2 separate regions of the Homo sapiens genome follow, and region 1 is linked to region 2. A link is an interaction called in ENCODE POLR2A ChIA-PET data of the cell type or tissue named here. Cell type or tissue: GM12878. All regions are shown on one strand. Links, peaks and the distances in the headings refer to the core of each region. The heading gives the core; the rest is flanking DNA.

Region 1 (6,035 bases), core at 489-5,488, 310 kb after region 2:
AATAAAGACTATGTAATAGAAAGGGGCTTTGGCTCAGGGCTAGGGCTATGTTTAGTAATATTTAAAACGAGGTAGCTATAAAGCATAGCAGTTAATGTGGTGCTATACACTGAATATAGACCTTTTGGGGATAATTAGATCATGATAGCAGAGCCATCATGAATGGGATCAGTGCCCTTATAAAGGAGACCCTAGAGGACTTCTTCAACCCTTCTGCCACATGAGAGTACAGTGAGAAGACAGCTGTCCAGGAGAAGGAGGGAATCAGCTAGCACCTGGATCATGGACTTTCTAGCCTCCAGAACTCTGAGAAACAAATTTCAATTGTTTATACGCCACCCAGTCTATGGTGTTTTGTTATAGAAGACGGAATGAACTAAGACACATGGGCCTTGGAATCTCCAAGACTATTAAGATTTTTTCTTCCTTCACTCACTAATGATTACCATTTGTATGATCTTGAGTAAGTTATCTAACATTTGAGCCTTTTGTTTCTTTATCCTAAAATGAAAATAAATAATATCAACCTCAGATAGATTTTTAAACTTTTTCTAACTTACTTTCTTTCTCTCTTTCTTTTTCTCTCTCTCTCTCTCCTTTCCTTCCTTCTTTCTCCTTTCCCTCTTCCTCCCTCTTTCCTCTCTTTCTCTCCTTCCTTCCTTCCTTCCCTCCTTCCCTCCATCCCTGCTTGCCTTCCTTTCTCTTTTCTTTTCTCTGAAATGCAAGTGGTGCAATCACAGCTCAGCAGTCTCCCACCTCAGCCTCTGGAGTGTTGGGGACTACAGGTGTGTGCCACCATGCCAGGTTATTTTTAATTTTATTTTTGTAGAGAAGAGTTCTCACTCTGTTGCCCAGCCTGGTCTCGAACTTCTGGGCTCAAACAATCCTCTTGCCTCAGCCTCCCAAAGTGCTGTTATTACTGTCATGACCCACTGTGCCCGGCCTACTTTCTATTTTGAAATAATTTTAGGTTTAAAGAGAAGCTGCAATAGTACAAAAAACTGAGGCATACCCTTCACCCAGAGTCCTTTATATTATCAACTTAGATGAGGATAGTACAATGATCAAAACCAAGGAATTAACATGGTTAGAATTCTGTTAACTAAATGACATATCTTCTTTTTAATTTCACAAATTTCCCCTCTAATAGCCTTTTCTCTGTTCCCACAATTATTTAGTGTCCCCTTAGTCTCTGCTAATACGTGGCAGTTCCTCAATCTTTCTTCACCTTTCATGACCCTGACAGTTGAAGGGTGCTAGTTTTTTTTTACCGAATATCTCCAGTTTGGGTTTCTCTGATGTTTTCTCTTGATTAAATTGAGGTTATGCATTTTTGGCAAGAATGCCCCAGAAGTAATGTTGTGTTCCACTCTGATCATATCAAAGAACAGAAGCTATCCATCTGCCCCATTACTGGTAACACTAACTTTGATCCATTGTTTAAGTTAGTAACCTCAGAGAGTTGTTTTTTTACAGGTCCTAGAAAACAGTAGGTCTTCAATAAATGGCAGCTATTATTATGGTAAAGTTCAGACTAAGAACAAGTTTTGAATCAGGTAGACTTGGATTCCAGTTCTCACTCTCCCAGTTTCTGCCATGTGATCATGGGAAAGGTTTTTAACTTCCCTAGTCCTCTTTCCTTCAGTGTACCACAAAAACAAAGCTACCTGAAAAGTTACAAAGTTTTAATCAAGTTACCATAAAGGTTAAATGAAATAACATATGTAAAAGTACTCAGTACCTATGTTTTATAAGTGCTCCATGAAATCAATCACTGTTCTTTTAAGCGAGTTGTCATGTTCTGCGAAATAATCACTATGAACTAAGATAAAGGAACCTGAGATCTGATTACAAAAAAAAAGGTGACTTAGGGGCATGCTGGGAGTAGGAGAGGAAGATGTCAGATGAGCTAGGAAGGCATGGGAGAACCTTGGCCGTGTGACAGCCAATGGCATGTCTCTCTTGTTTCATTTTATTTTTTCCTTGGATAAACAAGTTTTGCAATTAGAGCTTGAGAACACAAAAGGCATTCATGCTTGATTTCTAGCACATTAACCAGATGATGCAAGAGCCGAACCCCTGTTATGTGCTGTGAAGGGCTCTGTCTCACTTGTTCTCTCCTGTAAAACTACTATCCTCTGCTTGCTAGACCCTCTTGTGGGGCTTTTTAGGCTATGACATAGGACATCAAAAATTTTTCTTCTGCAGCTGTCTTTGCTGTTGTACTTGAGTTTAGATTATCAGATGGCAATTCTGCGATGCCTAACACATGGTAGTTATGTTATGAAATAATCCCGCCTTTTAAAATAGAAATCTAACACTGAAGAAACTGGAAAATAAATGTGAAACTAACCCTAGAGGGGTCTTAAGAGGCAAGTCAAAATTGTAAAGACTTCTCCATCAGTCTGCATGAAGAATTATAAAACTAATTATTGTGTCGCAGCCTTTCTGGATTTAACCTCAACTTTGGAAACACATGCCACTACTTACAAGAGTATAGTAACATTTACTGCACTGCAGGATGGAATGCATTACTTCATATAGCTTAGACGGTAATTTACAAAAGCATTATAGCATCCTTATGGGTTGAAGTAATTAGAAAATCAGTATGTGATGCCATAGCTTTTTCTACAGGATACTGTCATTACTAGCTAAGCTCTTCAGCGTCCACACCTTAAAGACTAGGAAGTTAAACAGCTTCCTATGTCCTCTCAATGCCTAAGTGGGAACCTGTATGCTGCTAAAATAAAACGCATGTGTAGTTCTCTGAACAAACCAATGTGACAGATGGAGCTTCATGCTCTGGCTCCTAGGCTAGGAAGGGGACCACAGGCCCAGGTGACGTCTAAGTTGCTATGAGGATTACTGAATTTTCAGAGGCCCAAATTGCCTAGCAGGTTAAGCAGAGAATTGAACAGGGGCCAAGAGTCCCAAGTTCTCTTCTCAGCACACCCCTGCCCCACCTGTGAGATGGAGGGGAGGAAACATCAATTCCCCACTGTCCTGCTCTGCCTAGCAAGGAGGGTGATGATAATAGCTAACACGTACTGAAAGCCTACTATGACCCGAGCTTTTTAAAAGTATAAGCTCACTAAATTCAAAGCAATTCTACAAAAAGGGATAAATGAATATCTATTGACAGGTGAGGAACCTAGGTACTCAAGGTTCCTGGTACTCAAGGTCAAATGGTACCAAGCAACCTGGTACTCAAGGTCAAGTGCCCTACAAAGGGTCACATGTTGAGCGGAGGAGTCCCAACAATAGGCTCCAAAGCCTGTGTGCTCCCCAACTGAGTAGTGCACCTCCAACTGGGGATACCATCGATGATGCTGATAGAAGATTCTGGAATGTGTTTTCAGTTCCTTAAAATGAGTTACCACACCTGGAGACAAATGCTGCCTAAAGGGGGAAATCCATGTAGTTTCACTTTCCTTAACCATTAAGGCAAAGTTATAAAAGCATTCCTTGGGGGTTCTTTCAGAGACTTCCCCTGCTCACTCCCTATCCCAGGTCAAAAAGCCTTCCACAAACACATACACCCACTTCCTCCAAAACTTCCACCATGGAGGGAGCTATTAGAAAAATCAAAGATCCGATTTATATGTGTTTGTGTGGATTTAATTACCTTACGCTATCTCTTTTTTCAAAAAGGACTTTCCCTCTTTATCGAAAAGGCAATATTCTCCCTGTAAGAAGATTCAGGCAATACAGAAATACAGAAAGTTAAATACATAGACAGACAGATAAACAGACACCGCAAGCCAAGCCTCCTCCATCTTATCTTTCAGAGATAACCAGTGCTAACAGGTATATATCCTTCAGGACAAATCTAATTGTCAAATGAAAAAAGCAAGGCGGCAGATTCATAGGTATTGTATATGCTAAAAGAAAATCCTTAGCTAAATTAAATTTAACAGAGGTTAATTGAGCAAAGAACGATTCATGAATCAAGCAGCCTCCCAAGCCACGGTAGGCTCAGAGACTCCAGCACAGCCACATGGTGGAAGATTTATAGAGAGAAAAAGGAAAGTGATGTACAGAAAGTGGAAGTGAGGTACAGAAACAGCTGGAGTGGTTACAGCTTAGTGTTTGCCTTATTTGAATACAGTTTGAACAATTGGCCCCCTTTGATTGACCAAAAATTGGTGATTGGCACAAGAGTAGGTTACAGTCTGTTTACACCTGCATTTAGGTACAGTTCACTATATACAGAGAAACCTTTACACTGAACTTAAAATATTTAAGGAGGCAGCTTTAGACTAAACTTGATTTAACATATGCTACCATTTGTGTAAGAGAGGGAAGGAAGGAGATATGTACATATTTGGTAATAAAAACATACAATATCACTTGAAGGCTTTGAAAGCAACATCCACTATCTCCAGGAAGTAGACCTGGATGGCAAGGGTGGGAGGTACACTTGACATTATGTATCTTTTCATGCCATTTGAATTTTGAACCATGTGAATTTGTTATGTACTCAAAATGTTAACAATTTAATTAAATATTTAAACAAAGCAAATGTACTCCTTAAAAGCCCAAAAGAGGCTGGGTATGGTGGCTCATGCCTGTAATCCCAGCACTTTGGGAAGAAGAAGTGGACAGATCACTTGAGGCCAGAAGTTCAAGAGCAGCCTGGTCAATATTGCAAAACCCTGTCTCTACTAAAAAAAAAAAAAAAAAAAAAAAATTTGCCAGGCATGATGGTGGGTGCCTGTAATCCTAGATACTCAGGAGGCAGAGGCTGCAGCGAGCTAAGTTCGCACCACTGCACTCCAGCCTGGGCGACAGAGCGAGACTGTCTCAAAAAGAAATAAAACAAAAAACAAAAACAGAAGTCCAAAAGAGTGCCTCACATATAGCGAGCGCTTGATATGTACTGTAGAATAAATGGAAAAAGTGGGCCTATATATTTTAACATAATTGGAATTACACTACTTAGATGGCACATGCTGTTTTAAATAACCTACTACATAAAACAATAATAAAACAAAACACCTGATTATTAAGATGAAAAGGCATCCATGATCAGTTCTTAGATAGGAATGATATAAACTAAGAGTGAAATAAGATTTTGGATGTCATCTAGCAACCGGCAAACAAGTCTAGAGCGCCGATGTACAATATGAGGATGATAGGTAATAAAATCATACTGTATATGGGATTCTTACTAAATGAGTAAATTTTTAGCTCCTTTTGCCACAAAAACAAAAATTGAGTAACATATGAAATGATAGTTTCACTATAGTAATTGTTTTACTATCTATATGTAGCCTATAACATCATGTCATATACCTTAAATATATACAATGAAATTTATTTTAAAAAATATCAACTGTCTTCCTGAATATTTTCTCCCAAGAATACTATGGGTAGAGGTCAAAAACAGCCACCTGAATGTCTAGGTGCATCATCCCAAGGGGCTCTAATAAAAGGTGCAGTTTTTTATGTTTATAGTTTACCTTAAAACTACATGTAAATTTTGTGCTTTGCTCTAATAATATAGTCATGGCTGTACTAATATAAAAACCAATCTTTGCCTAAATCTTTAAAAAATATATGCTGTATTTAGCAAGTTACCTCATACTTCTTGGCTTACCACCTTGTATCTGGGGGGAGGTCAAGTACCCAATGTGAAAGTCGCAGGTTCTAGTTAAAGCCTCAAATTATACACAGACTGGGGCCATCAAATCAAAGTGTTTTACTTAAGATCACAAGGCACACACCAGCAAGGCTGAGACTAGGCTATGAGAGCAACTTCCCAGTGAAATAAAAATATTCCACTTTGCTATTTTCTCCTCTTCCTGGCCATCCCCACATGCACACAGCCACTAAAATAAAGGCCTCTGATGTCTCATCAGGCTCTACCAATTTCCATTTATGAAAAGGTTCTTTGGTAGCCCCCTGACCATAACTGGCTAATTCAGCCTAGCTATGCCCACAAAACATAAAATCTCCAACAAGTCCCAAATCTCATTAGACTTTCTATGAAGCTTTTTGTTTGTACAAAAATAAATAAATAAATAAACTGTTCC
Region 2 (5,000 bases), core at 1-5,000:
TGAACCTGGGAGGCGGAGGTTGCGGTGAGCCGAGATCCTGCCATTGTACTCCAGCCTGGGCAATAAGAGCGAAACTCCGTCTCAAAAAAAAAAAAAAAGTATTCAAGTAAAATCAGTAGTTTTCTGATTGTTTACACAGAATGTCCATGCTTGGTCCTGACTATCTCACTGGAAAAGTCAGGGACTCTAGACTCAACTTCTCTGGTGTGCACAGCCCCATAATGTTTTCATCAAGATTAATTTGGTGTCCTTTTAAGCACTCCTGTTCTTTTCATTCTGTACTTTTCTTGCTGGATCAGGTAGTCAGCACTTCTCTGCAGTCAGTGCTGCAGCACCAGAGTCCCAAAGGATTTGGGAAGTTTCTTTTTTTTTTTGAGATGGAGTCTCACTCTGTCACCCAGGCTGGAGTGCAGTGGTGCGATCTCCGCTCACTGCAAGCTCCGCCTCCCGGGTTCACGCCATTCTCCTGCCTCAGCCTTCCAAGTAGCTGGGACTACAGGCGCGTGCCACCACGCCTGGCTAATTTTTTGTATTTTTAGAAGAGACGGGGTTTCACCGAGTTAGCCAGGATGATCTCGATCTCCTGACCTCGTGATCCGCCCACCTCGGCCTCCCAAAGTGCTGGGATTACAGGCCTGAGCCACGGCGCCCGGCAAGGGAAGTTTACTTTGTACCCAGTGTGCTTGTACCAGATTGGTACTAGATTGGTACCAGATCAATACTTCAGTGGGAAGAAATGGGGAACATCATACAATTTTTCTCAATCACAGTCTTAGGTCTTATCTTTTCTCCAGCTCTTTTCTAGCCAAGTTTTCGTAGATTCTGAGTTTTCCATGTTGTAGTTTTTGTGGAGTTTTTTTGGTTTTGTTTTATTGTGTTTTGGTAATTGTTCTTTATTTCTGTCCAATACTGGGGATTTCCTGTTTTCCATCCATCTCTCCATCCCTTTAGCCTTAGCTTTTTTTTTTTTTTCTTCCGAGACAGAGTCTTGCTCTGTCATCCAGGCTGGAGTGCAGTGACACCATCTCGGCTCACTGCAACATCCGCCTCCCGTGTTCAAGCAATTCTCCTGCCCACACCTCCCATGTAGTTGGGATTACAGGCTCCCGCCACCAGGCCTGGCTAATTTTTTTTCTATTTTTAGTAGAGATGGGGTTTCACCATGTTGGTGAGTCTGCTTTTGAACTTCTGACCTCAAGCGATCTGCCCATTGCAACCTCCGCCTCCCGGGTTCAAGCAGTTATCCTACTTCAGCCTCCCAAAGTGCTAGGATTACAGGCGCGAGCCACTGCGCTCGGCCCTTAGTGTTAAGTCTTGATGCCCCTTCGCCTTCCAGTCTGCAGCCAGAACTCTTCTCCGGATGTGCTGGTTGCCGCTGCCAAATCTTAATTACTTCCCAGACCTTCTATAAGGCCACATGCTATAGGTTTTTTTAATTTGTGGCAAAGCATGATAATACTGAGAAAACAGCTAATGCTTAATAAAACTCTGAAAAAATATAGTTGCTGATATATATTTGTAAGTGATCTGGCTTTTTTTTTTTTTTTTTTTTTTTGAGACGGAGTCTCACTCTGTCGCCCAGACTGGAGTGCAGTGGTGCAATCTCAGCCCACTGCAAGCTCTACCTCCCGGGTTCACGCCATTCTCCTGACTCAGCCTCCTGAGTAGCTGGGATGACAGGCACCCGCCACCACACCTGGCTAATTTTTTTTGCATTTTTAGTAGAGATGGGGTTTCACCGTGTTAGCCAGGATGGTCTCGATCTCCTGACCTCATGATCCACCCGCCTTGGCCTCCCAAGTGCTGGGATTACAGGTGTGAGCCACCATACCCGGCAATCTGGCTTTTTAATGTTTTATTTTCAATCCCTGACATCAGTACTTAGGTGTTACAATTCCAGCTTGAATTATGGTGCCATTTGGTTTCATGGTAATTTATCAGAAACATTCAAAGTCAGATAGGTTTCTGGGTCTTATTAATTAGCCTCAGGGGCAGCCACAAAGTTGCAAACTATATTATAAAGTTAGTGAAACAATCCAGACTTTCTAGGGCGAGAACAGTCAGGACTTTTTAGGGCAAGAGAAATTAATACCATTAGTAAAGGCTCAAGAGGGGACTTGGAGGGAGAAGAAATACTAATTAACATTGGCCAGTGTTCTAGTGTCTAATTAGAAGGCAACACAATTCTAAAGCCTTAATTATCTGTTAATTTAGGAATTGGATCCTGAAATAGCAAGTGCCATAGTTAATGACTTTAGTTTGTTAAATGAACTGGTGAGGGAGGATTTTTTCTTTTTAAAGTCAATTGTTTCCAAATCTTAGCTTTGTAAAATTAAAAAAAAAATTCCAGAATGAAACAAATTAACCTGTTTATGCCCAAGGTTAGAATTTTTTTTGTGAAAAGCCAGATCTTGGCAATGACCTTGAGCAGTAGGATATACATAACTCTGACAAGCTTAGTGTTCCAATAATGGGACACTAGGCATAAATTGGTTAATTTTCCAGATCATCTTCCTGTTGATTTATAAAAGCTGAATTTTGGTCATTTTTCCCTCCTTTTCTACTTTTCTATTGAAGAAACAGATGGAGTTGCTGAAACTGTCAAGTACTCAGCAATTAGAGAGAAGGAGGTAAAGCCCAAAAGCGTTATTAACATATAATTTCCTGCACAGGTTTTTCCCTCTCCCCCTAGACCTGCTTTATTTTACATAATGCCCCTTGCTTTTGACACTCCAGCCTTCTCATTCCTTGGAGATGCCATATGCCCTGCTGCTACGGGGCCTTTGCTTACATTGCTTCCTATGCCTCTACCCTTTGATTGACATCTGTCTGTCTTCTAGGTCTCTGCTCAATTATATTACTTCCTCCTGGACCCTCTGCACTAGGCACACCCCCTGGATAAAAGCAGCTGAAGCATCACATTCTTTAGTAGACTTCTTACAATTGTAATTTTACAATTATTGATGGGATTTGATGAGTTGGACCCTCCCGCTAAATCAAGCCCCATATTTTTAACAACAACTATATTTGAGGGGTCCAGCACAAGCCTGATATTTAGGGATCCAGTGAATATTTGAATGAATGAGAGTACGCATAAATGAAAGGGGACCAGGGCTGTGTATAGTCTGTTACTCTCCAGCCCTGGTCCCTTTTTCCCCAGTTCCCCTCTTTCCCCTTTTACCCTGTCTCCCCAGATGAGGAGCAATACCAAAGATATTTAACAGTCCTGGGTATAGCTATCTGACTGTAAATTGATCACAAAACACATGAAGCTGTGAGTTTAGCAGGTGAGGATGAAAGAAGTTAGCATTGGTTATCTGCTGGATATGAAGTAGTTGAGGATGCATAGTCCTGCTCACCCTGAAAAGATCCCATGGGCTTTAGGTCCCATGGGTTTAGGTTTCTTAGATGTCATGTTTGGCTTTCCAGCTGCAGGCTGCTGATAGGTAACCATGGTAGCTGCCAGGTCTTAAAGTCTCACTTTTGAGATTTACTTAACTTTTTGGAGTCCTGACTTTGAAAATTACCAAAGTAATCCCTGATCTTTATAGAGCAATTAGGAAAAGTAAGAAAAAGAAAAATCATGTGAAATTTCCTCAGCTTGAGGGGAGCCTCTCAAGGTTTAGCACATATATTCTAAGTCCATTTCCCATGCAGACATCAGGCTTAAAAGAATTGAACCTACAGTAGGCCGGGTGCGGTGGCTCACGCCTGTAGCACTTTGGGAGGCCGAGGTGGGCGGATCACGAGGTCAGGAGATTGAGACCATCCTGACTAACACGGTGAAGCTCCGTCTTTACTAAAAAATACAAAAAAATTAGCCAGGCGTGGTGGCAGGCGCCTGTAGTCCCAGCTACTCGGGAGCTTGAGGCAGGAGAAGGGCGTGAACCCGGGAGGCAGAGCTTGCAGTGAGCCGAGATCCTGCCACTGCACTTCAGCCAGGGTGACAGAGCAAGACTCCGTCTCAAAAAAATAATAATAAATAAATAAATAAATAATTGAACCTACAAAAAATCAGCTACCCCAAATTAACCAACCATTGAACTTTTCAGTGTATTTTTTTCTGTTCTTGTTTTTTAACTTTAACCTTTTCTAGATGACGGTATGTGTGTGTGTGTGTGTATTTACATTTGCAGCCTACTTTTTTTCTTAATGTGAACTTATTTAACCCATCTTTGAGACTTTTGTGAATATAATTTTTTTGTTCTTAAACCGTATCATAATTTATTTAATAATCTTCTAATATTAAATGTTATTTATGAAATGTTTCATAAATTTCATAAATGTTTCATAAATAAATAGAAAAGTTCAGAGAGAAACCACAAGTGCTAAGAAAATGTAGCACCTAGCATCAGTGGTTTTGTATCTTGCCACATTTGCTTCAAAGGTGCCTACCCACCATATTCGTCCTTAACTCTAATCATTTTGGGTGGGGATTCCTTGGTATCTCTGCCTTTTTATTCTTTTTTTGTTTTTGAGACAGGATCTCCCTCTGTTGCCCAGGCTGGAGTTCAGTGGTGGAGACAGCTCACTGCAGCCTCAAACTCCTGGGCTCAAGCCATCCTCCCATCTCAGCCTCCTGAATAGCTGGCTAGGACCACAGGTGTTCGCCACCATGCCTGGCCAACTTTTTATTCTTTTTACCTAGAGAGGGATTTCATTTTTATCCCTTATAGATAACCTTTATTGTGTAGTTGTTCTTTTCTTCATTGACTATTATGTATGAACGTTTGTGTGTGTTTATGTGAAAATAAAATCAGGCCTCCATGGAATTGTGGGTCTGTTTCTGCCCTCTGCTGTTTGTTTTGTTTCTCTGCTGTTTGCCAGTATCATAATCTTAAATACTGCAGATTTCTAATGTCTTATTAGGGCAAGTCCCCATAATCTCTTTTTATTCAGAATTGTCATGGTTATCAATCTTTGGCTTTTTACTTTTCTGTGTGAATTTGAGGATTATCTTTTACTTATTTATTTATTTTTTTGAAATAGAGTTTCAGTCT

What was found. Peaks named below come from ENCODE experiments on the same cell type or tissue, not always from the same donor. Only the 100,000 strongest peaks of a DNase experiment are listed, where the experiment ranks them.
Region 1: POLR2A ChIA-PET joins it to region 2 with 5 read pairs; 2 of 35 experiments call an interaction of 5 or more read pairs at or near these places.

The regions. Positions count from the first base shown.
Region 1 is chr10:50,383,806-50,389,840 of GRCh38, forward strand. All of the region lies in intron 6 of SGMS1 (sphingomyelin synthase 1), which reads right to left. Among named protein-coding and RNA genes, the nearest start is that of ASAH2, 140 kb to the left of the region's middle. In GM12878, for the core only: no CTCF peak of the experiment used is centred there; no DNase peak of the experiment used is centred there; H3K27ac peaks cover 1,137 bases.
Region 2 is chr10:50,070,950-50,075,949 of GRCh38, forward strand. The region is part of intron 3 of WASHC2A (WASH complex subunit 2A); the gene reads left to right. Among named protein-coding and RNA genes, the nearest start is that of WASHC2A, 5.5 kb to the left of the region's middle. In GM12878, for the core only: a CTCF peak has its summit at 4,803 (motif pointing left); no DNase peak of the experiment used is centred there.